Regions from separate parts of the Homo sapiens genome. Here all the other regions are linked to region 1. The links are chromatin contacts, found by Hi-C or POLR2A ChIA-PET in ENCODE. All regions are on one chromosome and are shown on one strand. Each heading gives the region's core, a stretch centred on a gene start or an enhancer-like site at or near the end of the contact. The rest is flanking DNA. Distances are from core to core; before and after follow the strand shown. Region 1 holds the start of SEPTIN7 (septin 7). Region 2 overlaps ELMO1 (engulfment and cell motility 1). Region 3 holds the start of NPSR1-AS1 (NPSR1 antisense RNA 1).

What was found. A loop is a pair of places that touch in the nucleus more often than their neighbours do. ChIA-PET counts read pairs that join two places held with the same protein, here RNA polymerase II (POLR2A). Pooled maps may share reads with other maps.
Region 2: a pooled map shows a loop between it and region 1 (7-fold over the local background). The contact joins the enhancer-like site here to the promoter of SEPTIN7 in region 1. A Hi-C loop is called at or near these places in 5 of 37 single-sample maps with no recorded cell type and 12 of 50 pooled maps. POLR2A ChIA-PET finds 5 or more read pairs at or near these places in 1 of 52 experiments (activated CD4-positive, alpha-beta T cell).
Region 3: a loop to region 1 is called in a map with no recorded cell type, with 5 times the contacts of the local background. The contact joins the promoter of NPSR1-AS1 here to the promoter of SEPTIN7 in region 1. A Hi-C loop is called at or near these places in 6 of 37 single-sample maps with no recorded cell type and 4 of 50 pooled maps.

The regions. Positions count from the first base shown.
Region 1 is chr7:35,798,585-35,803,642 of GRCh38, reverse strand. SEPTIN7 (septin 7) reads right to left here and starts at 2,586. Exons shown (of 14, transcript NM_001788.6): 1 at 2,373-2,586. The coding sequence starts at 2,433. It overlaps SEPTIN7-DT (SEPTIN7 divergent transcript), which reads left to right and starts at 3,018. Exons shown (of 5, transcript NR_120512.1): 1 at 3,018-3,153. RefSeq lists silencers at 1,675-2,124, 2,155-2,394 and enhancers at 2,545-2,934, 2,549-3,172, 3,295-3,354.
Region 2 is chr7:37,334,135-37,339,192 of GRCh38, reverse strand. All of the region lies in intron 2 of ELMO1 (engulfment and cell motility 1), which reads left to right. Among named protein-coding and RNA genes, the nearest start is that of ELMO1, 110 kb to the left of the region's middle. Within about 2 kb of position 2,797, at least 7 of the 41 ENCODE cell types and tissues checked have a DNase peak (open chromatin) inside an H3K27ac peak, as active enhancers do.
Region 3 is chr7:34,755,345-34,760,402 of GRCh38, reverse strand. NPSR1-AS1 (NPSR1 antisense RNA 1) reads left to right here and starts at 2,131. Exons shown (of 4, transcript NR_033665.1): 1 at 2,131-2,329. The region is part of intron 2 of NPSR1 (neuropeptide S receptor 1); the gene reads right to left.

The sequences.
Region 1 (5,058 bases), core at 1,337-3,836:
TAGCTTATTAATTCAAAATGTGAAACACATTTCTCAGCAGGCAATTTAGTCAGGTAGGAATTCTCTATCGGCAATTCCCAGAATACAGTCTACAATGAATATGTATATCATCAAATTATACAAAGTCTGAAACTAATCTGCTCTACCACTATCCTTATTCTGACTGGTCCCTCATCTGATCACTCTCCATTACTGAGACCTTAGAAGCCATAGATGTAACTCTTCTTCCTCCCTCTTCTCCCCCAAGCTTTGTTGTTGTTGTTGTCCTAGCATATTCCTCTAAATTCTCCTAGGTTCTGTAAGGATTCCTAACTTGCCTCAGACTTGTTCAGAAGTTCTGGCATGGATTTACTTAAAATGACTTCTACGGGACAATGTGCAAATCTGAACAACCAATTTTATCACAAACTTCTGAAATACAATCTTTTAACACTACCTTTCATGTATTATGTATGCATCAAATATCTCCAAACCAAAGCCTGCAACAAAAATTGTTAAGCTACATTAGAAAAAGACAATATCCTTTCTTTTTAAAGGATAAGAACTAATTAAAATCAACTTAACATTTCTGTTATTTGTTGTGAATTTGAATTCTGTAAGCCTAAGATGTGGTAAAATATGTATTTTTAATAACTGTGTTATGAAGACCTGGTTCCATCATGTTGTCCCATCATAGAATAAGACAATGCTACCATGCAAATCACCTATGTAGCTTCCACATTTATTTCATAGCTTCACTCAACTCTTATCTCCTTTAGTCCCACCCACTGAACAGCTGAATGAGATGAAAGATTGTTTACTGCTCTCCCGCCACGACCGTACCACCCCCCCATCACCACCCAACCACCCCTTACTCATTCCCTTGCAGTCTGAAGAAATAAAGAATCCAAGCAGCAATAGCTGACTTGGTCATTGTTTATATCCCCCCTTCAGTCTATCAGGATTCCATAAATTTCATCCCTACCTGTACACTTTTAAGTCTAAAATACTCTCCTCCCCATGTCTGCACATAAACTTTAGGGGGAAAAACTGACTATACTCATCACCTGCATGTGCATAAATATGTAAAACAGGTTAGATGCTTAGTAATTTAGATGATCTGTTCATTTACATTCTCAGGGGCACTAACAAAGATATTTTTTCCTTTCATCAAAATAAAAAAGCCAGAAGAAAGAATTCTTAAAGCTGAACTATTTAGCAATAAACTCAAGAAATGTAGTAAGTTATTATTTCAGTAACTAAGAAAACACCTGGACGTCACAAATTCTTTCCTAGGACTGTAAAAACCCAAATTTGAAACAGTGTACTCTTCAAAAGTAACTCAGCAAATGGAAATGTCCTAGAAAAATCTCGGTTGCTTATTTCTTACTATACACACAGCTGAAATGGAACTCAGGAGTGGAAAATGTAAATGAAATGGCCTGTTCTTTTTCCAACATGTGGGGGAGGAAAGGAAATGAAAGGGCTCGTTAAGAGAATAACTGAGAATATTGAAATATTTTCAAAAATTAATTTCCCTAAACTTCGCCACTCCACATCTCCGCTCCCTCCCTTTTCCAAGGACCCTTCCCACCCTTTCTATCTCCTCCGGGGGGCGCCCTTCCCAGGCGTTCTCTTTCCCTTACTCCTAAAAATTAAGCCCAAATTCCAAACCAAACTACCGATTCTCCCTCCGTTCTCAAGACTCGCCCGCCATCCACCGGCCTTCCGGGCTGCGCCTGGAGAGAGGCAACCCCGAGAGGCGGGAGGAGGAGCGGGGAGGCGACGCGGTGACTGGAGCTGCGGCTGCAGCCGCCGCCGCCGCCTCCACCACAGCCTCAGCCTGGTGCATCCTTCTTCCTCCCTCCCCGCCGCCGCCCGCCCGGGTTGGCCCACACAGCACCCTCGCCCGAGCGTTCACACTCGTCCCCACCCTCCTAGCCAGGCCCACTGCCCCACGAGGGGACTTCTGCCGACGGGGATGCGGCCGGGGACAGGAGGAAGCGGGGCCGCGGAAGCCGGCGGGCCCGGGAGGAGACTGAGGAAAGGCGAAGGGACGGAGAGAAGCAAGGGCAGGGCTGAGACCACCACGCTCAGGCTGCTCCGGCCGCGGAGGCCGCGGCTCTGCGCCGGGGGCCAGCCCGCCGCGGCACAGGAAATGCCGCCGCCTCGGCTCTCCTCACGTTCAATTCAAACTGTCACCGCCGCCGCCTCCCCTCCCCCCGAGCCCGCCGCTGCCGCGCCCCGGGCCCGCAGTGGCCCCCATCCCGGCTCCCCTCGCCGCTGCCTCCGCCTCGCCTCAGGGCGTTCCCTAGCTCGGTCCAGCGGCCGCAGAGCTTCCCGGCATTCGGAGCCGCTGACCCCAAGTCGCGGCACCCGAAGCTGAGACTCACCCATGGTGCTGCTGTTGACGCTCCTCTCCTCAGCAGCAGCGGATCTCGCACTGACCGACATCCCCTCCCCCCCTCCGCGACCAGCCCCAGCGGAGCGCAGCCCGCCGATTCTCCAAAGGCGCCTACGCCGATTCCGCAGCGTAGCCGCCCGGCGTAGCTGCCTTGCTTACGCACGCTACAGCAGGCGGACTCCTCCACAGGCTCTCGCTCGACTCCCGCTCCCTCCTCCGTCCCCCGCCCCCTCAGACGAGGCTTCCGGGCCTAGCGGAGGCTGGCTTCCATCTCGCGAGATTACCGCCTCCCCAGCTCCGCCGCCTCGCTCCATTTCGAGCATGACTTCATTGGCGTCAGCAACGTTTTGCTGTTCGGGTTTAGCCGCCATGTTTAAGTTGGCCGGGTTTCGCACCACTGAGGTCATGGATACTCAGGCCTCTTTGCGTGTTTCTTCAACACTGCTTCTAAGGTTAACCGCGTTACATTTGTTGGAGAAAATCCTGGGAACGCTGAAAAGGACTAGTGGGTGGGGTGCGAGGGTGGGGTCTTGCCCGAATTAAAGATGGCCGCAGTCAGCTCTGCCCCGCGCAATTTCACGTCAAGTTTTGGAGCTGCGGGAGCCGGCCAGTTGGCCTCAGCGCCTCCTTACGGAATTGGCGTAAGGCAAAGAGGCGCGGCTGGAAGAACCAGACTGAGAAAGTGCCACAGGGCGGGGGCCGCATCCGCCCCTCGGCTTCTGGTTACTGACCCGACGGCTTTGTGAGTGAAAGTGAAGAGACACTTCGAGGCAGGTGTCTGTGCTCCCCATTCATCCCTGTTTCCGTGGCTATCTTGACTTTCGGGGTGAAAAGTGAGGTTAGGCCCTGTTTCCCCGACCCTTCCCTCGCGCCATCACACTCTAGTGGCCTGGCACAGCCCCAGAGGTCGGCCGCTGTAGCCCCCATTGCGGACTCGCCACATTCATATTGGCTCACCTTGTCGGTGCCCGGTTCGGTCCTCTTGGAGCTCACACTCCAGTTGAGGAAATGAATGGACACAGGAACTACTGGGTAACAAAATACTAATAAAGGGCTGCGATTGTGTGAGTTTCTACTGTAGCGATGAATGTCGCTGTCATTGGAACGTTCCCCAAGTGCCTTCTAGTGAAAGCCTTACTTCACTCGGAATAACCTGTGGTCTTTTCTTGAACGTGATGGCTCTCTTGGTTGTATTCTTCATGCACATGTGTTACTTTTCCTGTTTAACTACATGTTAAAGAAATGTGTATGTTCCTGTTTAACTGCATGTTTTAAAAAAGTATGTGTATTTTTAAGTTATAGGCACGTGCAAGAAAGTTCAGAGCAAAATAGCTTATATTAGTGAAACAATAAATGTCTACTAATAGGAGAATGGATGAATAAGTGTCATTGTTGAACAAATTGACATACAACACGAACCAAAAAATCAGTGAACTAAAGCTACCATTTTTCATATGGATAGAGTCATTAACCTAATATTGAGGAAGAAATGAAAAGACAGGTTGCGGAAAGATATATATGACATACCATAAATAAAAGTTTAATAATTACAAAAAAGTAAGATCAAACTAAAAATTGTATAAGGAAATGATAGATACCAAATTCAGAATACTGGTTGCTTCCAGAGATGAACAGAAGGGAATGTAACAAGAAGGGTTCATTTGTATCTATAACGTTTGTTTTCTACCAGAAATATCTTGAAAATGTGGCAAAACATTAAGCTAAGTAGAGGGCACATGGGTGTTCACTTGTAATTATTTCCTTTACTGTTCTATATACTTGAAATATTTCCAAGTAATTTTTTTTAAGAAAAGAAACTTATAGAAGCAACTTATTTTGTATCTTGATATATGCCATTTCGTAAGTCTACATTTTTACTGAACTGCTTATGAAGTCTGTTGCAACTTATCTGTTCAATCATTGTTTTAAGTTTCTGAAACTTCAAATGAACTTTTACTTTGGGAAATTTTGTTGAATTTCTATTTTTGAAAAAAAGCAGTGTACCAAGGAGGGTAAATGTATATAGCCTCCGGAGTCAGACTGCCTGAGTTCAAATCCCAGCTCTCCATTTATTAGGCTTGCAACCAAGAACAAGTTACTTAAACTTTCCTGTGATCCAGTTTCCTCATCTATAAACGGAGATAATACTTATCTAACAGGATTTTGATAAGAGTTAAATAGACTAATACATGAACACGGTGCTTAGTCAATGCTTAGTAAATATTACCTAAATATAGATTATTTTAAAATATAAAATTAAAGCAAATACTTATATTAATATAACCTAATAGTCTAAAGGAAGTAAATCTTTGCCTCCCATCTCTATTGATAATATTTCTTTGAGGAAGATCTCTTAATGGGTATGAAAGAGGTGAATTGTGTTATTTTGTGCTATGAAAATGGATAAATTCTTAATAGAAACTATATTAAATTCCTTGTCTGAAGTTTGTTCATGTTCACCCCACACTATGATAGCTTCACTACTTTTCATTGAAAATCACACAGAGTGGCCGGGCGCGGTGGCTCACGCCTGTAATCCCAGCACTTTGGGAGGCCGAGGCAGGCAGATCGCCTGAGGTCAGGAGTTCGAGACCAGCCTGGCTAACATGGTGAAACCCCGCATCTACTAAAAATACAAAAAATTAGCCGGGTGTGGTGGCGGTACCTGTAATTCC
Region 2 (5,058 bases), core at 1,548-4,047, 1.5 Mb before region 1:
GCACCAGATGAATCTAATCCAAGGGCTTCCACAGTTTGAGAAGCAGTCATTAGACTGGGAACTGCCTGTCTTTGAGTGTTGTTTCTCCTTGCCTGGTGAACAGTCCTTAAAATGAAAAGATATTTCATGAATGAATAACTGGGAGGCGGTGCTTCCTGAGTAGTGATTATCTTATCAGGTGCTCAATTCTGCTCAGCCACCCTCCATCAGTGCCTGGAGTTTTCAGAGGGACGTCTGCCCATGATGGACTTGTTTATCTTCTTTCTAAATATTTAGGAGAAAATTCTGTGTTTCCACTCAGCAGGAAAAATCCCCAGGAGCTTCTTAGACATGGACTTTGCTGTATCACAGGAAGGTCTCAAAAGAATTATCAACTCACTGGTTCCTGACTCCTGCTCTCGCCTTCACAATGTATTGTTGAGTTTCAAGCCCGGGGAGCCGCTTGAGGATGAGGATGCTTGTTGTCTGGATATATCAAGGCTCCTGCATGCACTGTTCTTGTTAACCTATTATGTCCTGAATAATGTATTTGTTTCTCGGTCAAGAGTCTGGAATCCCAAACACTTCAATAAGCAGCATCTAGTAAGAGGCAGTGGGCTCCAAGGACATTTAAACCTGGATGTGAGCACTTGTTTTAGTTCCTTCAGCTGCTATAACAAAGTACCTTAAACTGGGAAATTTATGAACAACAGAAATTTATTGTTCACAGTTCTGGAGGCTGGGAAGTCCAAGATCAAGGCACCAGTGGATGTGGTGTGTGATGAGGGCTTGTTCCTCATAAATGGTGCCTTGTATGTTTCCCCACAGGCAAAAGGGGCAAACAGGCTCTGTCAAGCATGTTTTTATACCACCACCATGGGGGCCAGGTTTCAAACAGATGAATTTTGGGGAGACACAAACATTCAGACCATAGCAGTCCTGGAGCCCTGCTTTCTGTGAAAGGCTCAGTTAGCCTTGAGCCTCAGTTTCTTTGGGATAATAATTTGCTACTTTGATGGTCCTTGTGAAGATTAAAGAAATCATGTGAAAAGAGTGTAGCATGTTGCATAGCTTAGAGTGATTCCTCAATAAAAGCAGCCATTATTAGCTAGATTAGAAAATTAGGTACTCTGGTTTTCCTTTTCACCTGCACTTCCATTGTGAACATTTGCCCTCTGTTCTCATTCTTTCTCTGCCTAACTTTTTCAATGTTTAGGAAGGAGAAAAAATTAAAAGACAAGTGGGAGGCATCCTCTGGTAATAAAGAGGTGTCCTAATTGGACACATAGCCAATTTGTGCTATGGAATATTCACTGGCTCCCTAGTACTCTGTGATTTTTTTTTTCCATCTTGGCCACTCACCATTTCTGAGCAGCAGCTTTTCTGTTCCCTGCATAAACTCTTCAAGCCTCCAGTATTTCTTGTCTCTGCCCTGCCCCCTCAGGCCTTGCTTTTCAAGGAAGACACAGACCAGAAAGCTACCACTTCTGTCTTTGCCTAGAACTTCTCGGCCTACATATTTGCATGGCATCACAGACTACCTGATGCCTTTATCTCCTGCCTTCCTGTTTTGTTTTGCTTTTTCTACTGCTAGCAGAGAAGGGAAGAGGTGGTCCCAATTTGTTTCCAGTGCTTTCAGCTTATCCCAACCCCCAATGCTCCACATAGGTGTTTTTTTTTTTTTTTTTTTATACTTTAAGTTTTAGGGTACATGTGCACAACGTGCGGGTTAGTTACATATGTATACATGTGCCTTGTTAGTGTGCTGCACCCATTAACTCGTCATTTAACATTAGGTATATCGCCTAATGCTATCCCTCCCCCCTTCCCTTACCCCACAAGAGGCCCCGGTGTGTGATGTTCCCCTTCCTGTGTCCATGTGTTCTCATTGTTCAATTCCCACCTATGAGTGAGAACATGCAGTGTTTGGTTTTCTGTCCCTGCGATAGTTTGCTGAGAATGGATCCAAAGGACATGAACTCATCATTTTTTATGGCTGCATAGTATTCCATGGTGTATATGTGCCACATTTTCTTAATCCAGTCTATCATTGTTGGACATTTGGCTTGGTTCCAAGTCTTTGCTATTGTGAATAGTGCCGCAATAAACATACGTGTGCATGTGTCTTTAAAGCAGCATGATTTATAATCCTCTGGGTATATACCCAGTAATGAGATTGCGGGGTCAAATGATATTAGCCCATCCTTTCTACCCTACCTGGGGCTTTGTCCCAGCCATGTTCTCTTCTCTTATTCTTTTCTTCTTCTCTGTCTTCAACAGTGAACTCTTCTGTTTTCACCTTGGAAAATCCTCCCCTTGACCTAGTAACTCTCTTTTGGTAGTATTTTATTCTGTTTTTCCATTCCAGGCTTATTTAAATGTTACCAGTATATGCCATCTATGTTGTTCCATGCTTATTTTAATATTTGCATGAACAACAATTTACCTCTCTACAGGGCTCCCCTTTTTGGTGGCACCTCTGCCTTGGTTGTCCTCACCCTCTCGGTTACGCTCGGCAAAGCTGCCCATTCTCATCTTCTTGAAACTCTCCCTTCCTTCCTCTAGCTTCAGTGCCTGAGATTCTTCCTCCCTGTTTGATTCATCTGGGATTGTTTCCTTCCTGGTTCCTCTTCTTTCTAGATCAGTTCCAACCTCAGTGCTAAGCCCTCTGGTCTGTGTGTTCACTGTCGACACTCTTTGTCTTAGAGTCCATGTTCGCTCATGACGTTAAAGTTTCACCTCTGCCTACATACATAACAACAGTTCCCATCACCGGCATAGCCTGCCAGCTAACCACTAGTTTCATTTCTCTGTTGGGTGGATATATGGTTCCCCTCTCTAACTTCAGTTGTCTACAGACGAGACAAATGGTTAGTGAAACTGCCCATATGTTAACCTGAAGAAAGGAGTCTCACAGGTATTACCAACTTTTTGAGGTTATATCATGTAGAGGGGGGACCATTAGATATGTTCTTTTTTTTTTTCCTTGACGCAGGGTCTCACTGTGTCACCCAGGCTGGAGTACAAAGGCTCAATCAAAGCTCACTGCAACCTCTAATTCTGGGCTCAAGATATCCTCCTGCCTCAGCCTCTCGAGTAGCTGAGATTACAGGTGTGCACCACCATGACCAGCTAGTCTTTGTATTTTTAGTAGTGATGGGGTTTTGCCATGTTGCCCAGGCTGGTCTCAAACTCCTGGACTTAAGCGATCCTCCCACCTCAGCCTCCCAAAGTGCTGGGATTACAGTCCATGAACCACCACAGTGCCCTGCCTAGATGCGTTCTTTATGGCCCAAGTGTAGGAACTCCATCCTATTTGTGCTAGGAGACACATTTCACCTTCACCCAAGAAAAGCCAGCACGGGCCATCTCATCAGGCGAGGGGATCCATCATCTCTACCAAGTGTGCATCAGACAAATGCTTGGAGAAGATGTTCTGAGCATATTCAGGCCCAAAAAGGGCAATGGGAAGAGATACATAGTTTTCAACCTTAGTTCTGCTTCTCAAATGGCTTGGGGCAGAGGGGTGGCTGCCGAGGGCTTCCGGGCACCCCTCGCTCACTCCTGCTGCAGCACCTTTGTATTGTCCCATTTTCATTTGCGTATGATTTGGGGAAAGATTTTGTTTGAAAAAAGTTTATCAGTTTAAAAAAATAGACATGGATGATTCTTGAGCTTTCTGGTATTCCTGAGACTTCAGTCAGATTCTTTAGGGTGGCTTTGCATCCTTCCATATTTTTCATAAGCATTGTCCCTGGGCCAAGGTAGTGTCTGCAGGCACTGTATGTGATTCCCAGGTACCCCTCTGTTTTATAGAAGCTGCTCCTTTAGACGCTTGTTCCCGCACATTCATGGTCTTTTTTCATCTCTTGCCGTTTCCTTCTAAAAGTATGCCACCTTGAATGCCCCCTGCCTTCTCCCAGCTCTCTACTGCTTTAAATCCTGGCTTTGCTAAGCACTGCAGAGAGCCTCCTTTGTACTCAAACCTTTTCTGATCGCATTATAATGCAGTCTTTTCTCCAGTTTTCTAATTTCTTATATCATTTTCTTTGCCTGTAGCTTTTATTTGCAGTTAATATATTTCACACGTAACGTAATTTACATTTTTCTTTTTTCATGCTCACTTCTCTTGAAATAGATTATAAGCTCTTGGAGGTCAGCCAGTGGCTTACATACATTTGTATCCTTTGGTTCATCACATTGATCTCCGTTACTGTGTGTGTACAATAGGTTTCAATTCTGAACAGTGAAGATAAGAATAAAACACTGGTGGTCTTCATTCTCCAAACAGAAAAATTATAATAGCACGCCTACCCCAGTATATTGGGAAGGGTTTAATTCCCTAAAAGAAACACAGATGCATGTGTTTTAGGTAAGTGTGATTGCCTGCAGTTTTTCAACTACCATATTTCTATAGCATATTTAAGATATAATTCCATATGCATAAATTTGATTTACACAAGACCTTTGAAAAGCTCATTGAGTAAAACCCATTTGAGTTTTTGTACTTGACATGGAATTTTGCTCGTTAGTAGCAGTAATAATAACAGCAAGCACCACACACTATGTGGCAGGCAATAGAAGGCCTTGCACGTGGGATTTCATCACCTTACTACAGCCTTCAAGATCGGCTTAGGCTCCCTACTTCATAGTTATTCAAAGGTTCATTAACTTGCCCAAGATTACTCAGCTAGGAAGGTACTGATTTGAATCCAGCACTGTATAACACCAAAACCCAGGCAGTTTTTTGGTTTTTTTCTTGTTGTTGAGATGGAGTTTTGCTCTTGTTGCCCCGGCTGGAGTGCGATGGTGCAATCCTGGCTCACTGCAACCTCCGTCTCCCAGGTTCAAGCGATTCTCCTGCCTCAGCTTCCCGAGTAGCTGGGATTACAGGTGCCCGCCACCATGCCTGGCTAATTTTTGTATTTTTAGTAGAGACAGGGTTTCATCATGTTGGCCAGGCTTAGACATTGCCAAATGTCTCTTGGGCGGTGGACAGAGTCTCCTCCTGTTGAGAATGGACTAGGTCAGGGGCTCCTGAGCTTGCTTCTGTATCAGAATCACTCATGAAACATGTTG
Region 3 (5,058 bases), core at 882-3,381, 1.0 Mb after region 1:
GAATGCCTGATTTATAGGGCTACTGTGAAGGTTAAATGAGATAGTTTATGTAAAATGTTTAGTAAAATGCTTGCCCTATAAAACCTGGGTAGCTGTTGTTGGTGCTGATGCAATGAATAGGGCCAATAACTAGACAGAGAGCTGCAAGAACTGGGGATGAGATGGTGTGTCTTAACATAAGTCCTAGACTCCTTGCCAACTTGCTAGAATAATGTTTTCTGCAAAAATTGACACATAAGAAGTAGAGGCTTTCTTTAAACTAGATCTAAAATGAAGACTGGCTATTTTATTTGCTATAATGCATGCCAGCTAATCCAATATATTTGATTAACACACTTGATCAGTCTAATATATTAGATTCTCACTATGGAAACAGTGGTGATTAAATTAACTGATGGCGGATAAGGTGAAAAGAACTAAGCCAATCCTTGAGAGACTAGAACACAAGATAGATTAGTTCAGGGATTGGGCCACTATTTATTAACAGGATTGCTACTTATGGGGCAATTCTGTGTTAGGATAGATGGTCCTGTGCAGGAAATTTGGCATGCCTGGGCTGTGCTTACTAAATGCCAGAAGTAACCCCTGCTGCCCCAGTCTTTGTGATAACTCCAAATATCCCACCATTTCCAAATGCCCCAGGACTGCTTCCTGTGAAGAACTATTGAGGTGTGGAAGGACATCTAGTGGTAGATTGGGAATATGACCCAGCATTTCTAGGTCAGTTTCAGTTTATACCCGCCATGATTATGCCTGTGGCCCTTTCTCTTAAATATGCCATGGTTTTACTTGGCTCATTGGAGATGGCTGATTCCTGGCCTGGGGCTGGGAAAAGGACAAGATAAGCCTGGAACATCATGTTGTGCTGGCAAGTGAGGACATGCCCAAAAATGCTGAGAAACATGTCAACAGAAACACGCACCAAATTGTAGGGCTCTTGCTGACCCCAGTCAGCAATCTAGGCATAAAAAGAAATAACTATGGCAACAAATTATAACCCACAGAATAAAAGAAGAACCTATGATGTAAATTTAAAAATGGGAGAGAAGGGAAATTTCTTCCTTAAAGTAGAGAGACTGCTAATAAGTATAGAAGAAATAATGAAATTAGAAAATCATCATTTGGAAACCTTTATAGCATTGATTCAGACAGGAATCTACACTGTATGGTAAGTGCTGTGAGTGAAAGTTTAAGGAGTATCAGGATGGCTATGTACTCTTAAAATACTTGTCAGTTGCAAAAGGAAAAATAGTATCTTTACAGTGGAGAAATCTGACAATAACATCACTAGTAATGGGACAAATTGATATACTGTGTCTGCTGATACTATATACTAAGAGGAACATAGCATCATTCCTGGTGTATAACTCTCAAAAGCACATAACCTTAATCTATTCAGAAGGAAACATCACACAAACCCAAAGTGAGAGAAACTCCACAAAATATCTAACCTATGCTATTTAAAAATGTTGATGTCATAAGATACAAAGAAAGACCAAGGAACTGTTCTAAGTTAAAGAACACTAAACGTACATGGCAACTGAATACAATACATGATTCGGGGTTTTTTGTGCTAAAAAGGATGTTCTTGGGATAATTGGTGACATTTAAAGCAGGTTTGCTGATTACCTGGGACATTTTTAGATGGATGGATAGGTAGATAGGTAGGTATTATAGATAGACTGATAGAGGAAATGATAAAGCAAATATGAAAAATATTAACATTTCAGGAATATGTGTACAGGGTACATGGGGGTATTTGTACTACTCTTGAAGATTTTCTGTAAACCTGAAATTATGTCAAAACAAGAAGCTAAAAATGAAAAATGTCCTGGTTGGGAAGACACATATGGTTGCTCAACCCATAGGGGAAGAGCTGGCAGAATATGATGGCTGTGACCTCTGCACGGTACTGAAGATATGGGCAACATGTTGAGCAAGGGCTGCTGTTATATTGAGAAGTGAGCTTTAGAATTGTTCAGCAAGTTTCTTCTTGTTCAGACCAGTATAGGCTTTCCTGGTAAGCTACTGTGCAATGTATTTGTTAATTATTAGCTCAGAGAGAGATTCAGCAAGTGGGCTTACATCTGTTCCCATGAAACACCATGAACTTCACACTCTCTGGGGAGGTCTAGGACTCAGAAATATAGATGTTAGTAAGAGCAAACAGACATAACAGATAACACATACAAAGTGCCTACCACATGCTAACCACTGCTGCAGGCACTTTCTATAGAAGAACTAATTTAATCATCACCATAACCCTATGGGGTAGATGATATTTTTACAACCTCCATTTTACAGATGAAGAAACTGAAGCATAGACCTGGTGAGTAACTCACCCAAGTATTAGTATGGAGGGGAGCTGGGATTGAAACACCAGTTATGGTCATTCCAGAGGATGAATGCTCTCTTCACCACTCTCCTCTTCTGCTTCCTGAGGGGCTCTGAGCAATGAAACTCTTCTTTCCAGATTGTGCTTATAAAGCAAACGAGGTGTCCAGGATTAGACCTCTAGAAGAGTCTGAGCTGTTGTACCCCATACTGGGGCAAAGTAAGTTGTTTGTGCTGAGTGGGGAGTGGAGCCAAAGCTCAGAGGAGGCATCGGAAGGTAGGAGCAGATATGCGGAGCAGACTAGCAGAACAGTCGCATGGCCAGAAGAAAGCTGGAGGGTTGGGCCGAGGTTGGGTCACTAGATAGCAGAGTGAGAGGAAGCAATGCCCAGCCTAGTGGGTGGCTGATCAAGGCAGAAACTGGGGGGTCAGTGTAAGAACAGGCTGGGCTTCAGAGCCAGAACTCATACACAAAATATTCTGGATTTATTCCTTGGGAAGGCTGTGTTCCAGTGTGTCTGATAAGGCCTTGGCCTCATCTTTCTGGTGGCACTCACCTTTCCCAAAAAGTAGCTAAGCCTAATCTTTGTCACTAAGGAAGTGGGGAACAAACACTGGCCGACACCTGCATCCCAGGCTGTGTGCTAGGTATTTAACATGTATTATCTTACTTAATGCAATGTTTTGAATAAGTGTACCTGAGCCAAACTGCCTACTGTGCACATATATATTAGGTTGGTGCGAAAGTAATTGCTGTTTTTGCTACTAAAAGTAATGGCAATTACTTTTGCACCAACCTAACAGAAGGAGTGACTATTCAAAGTGTGCACTCAACTTTCAGTTCAGTGAAATTTGGATTGTTTATTGGAGCTTGATGCAATTGTAATTAAATAGAATAATATAATTAGATAATTTTCACTGTAAGTGCAATACAAATATAGGTACTCAAAACACCACAGGTAGTAGAAAAAGCAGGCATGCTCTCATCGAACCAACATGGCAATTTTTGCGTACAACAGGAAGCATCAAACTCAATGAACTATGGAGGCCAGCTCAGGCACAATTATAGACATAATTTCTTAATCATCGTAACTATCTGAAGAAGGCAATCATATAATTTCAGCCTTTTGTGGTTATTGTAGGATTTAATTCAGTAAAGCATATAAAGCATGTGGCTCAGTGCCAGCCACAAGGGAGGCCCTGAATGCATGGCACCTGCTCTGCTCATTTTCTCAAGAGAGAAATGAAGCTTAGTGAATGTAAGTAATATGTCGAAAGCCACAGAAATAACAAATGGCAGAGAGAGGATTTGAATTCAGGTCGCTAGACTTTGTCCTCCATTTTTGTGCAGCTTTCAAACTAAGAATAACTTTTACATATTTTACTGGTTAGAAAATATTTTTTAAAAAAGAAATATATGCCCAGGCACATGAAAATTATATGAAATTCAAATATCTGTGCCATAAAAGAAGTTTTAGTTACACAGCCATGCCTGTTTGCTCATGGCTGCTTTCATGTTACAATGCCAGAGTTGGGTAGTTGACACAGAGATCATAGGACCTGCAAAGCCTAAAATATTTAATATCTGGGCCTTTACAGAGAAATTTGGTTGACCCCTGTCCTAGACCTTAGACCCCTGCTCTTTCCATTATTCTCAAGTGCCGGTGGATCCAGATCGGTTGTGACATTGCTTAATCTCCTGGCATTCTTGGGGAATTATTAAACTGCCATGTAGGTTGCATAAATGCTCCCTGCTGGCTTGAATAGGAGAGTTTTGAAGGTGCCAGATGGGAACAGATTCCTTTCTTTCATCTTAACAAAAATCCAATCTCACTCTCTTTCATGTTCAAGAGCATTTGATTAATTAGGACAGGAAGTAGGGGGGCGGTGGGGAGAACAATCCGAGCTGTTGAGCTGGACTGAGCTGGCAGTTTCAGGTGCTCTCATTTCAGCTTCTCCTCCCCATGTCTAGCAGGCTCCCTGAACTCCCAGCTGAGTGTAATCAGAGGCTGTGTAATTGGAGGGTGAATGCACAGGCTTTATATTCAGAGACCTGTATTTGTACTGTGATTCCCTACTTGCTAGTTGTATGGTTTTGCACAAGTTATTTAACCTCCTTCGGTCTCAGTTTCTGCAGGTCTAACATGGGCATAATGAGAATACCTATGGCTTTGAGTAATTTGGAGGATTAAAAGCAAACATATATGAAAAGATTTTTTTCCCTAAAGAGGTGGCTCAATGAGCATTCAGTAAATACTAGCTATTACTATTATTTTTTTTTTCTGCCTGCTTGTCAGTAGGGAAGGAGCTAAGTTTCTGATCCTAGTTTAAAAGCCCTTAAAGGTGTTTTTAGGACATTTAAAAAAAGTAATACCTGCACATAATACAAAATTCAGGTAGCACAAATAATAAAAATAAGCAGCTCACAAAATGATGTATCCTGGACTGTTCAAGGCAGCAGTATTCATAGTAGCCCTAAACTGGAAATGACCCAAATGCCCACCACTAGTGGAATGAAAAAAGCAACTGTAGTATGTTCACACAGTAGAACACCATTCAATAAGGATAGTAAACTGTCTGCAACTATACGCAGCAATGTTGATGAATCTCCTGAATCTAATGCTGAGCAAAAGAAGTCAGAAACAAAAGCACACATACTGTAAGGTTCTATTTATGTAAAGAATTAAATCATTCTACGTATTTGCTACTTTGTATCCTTGACCT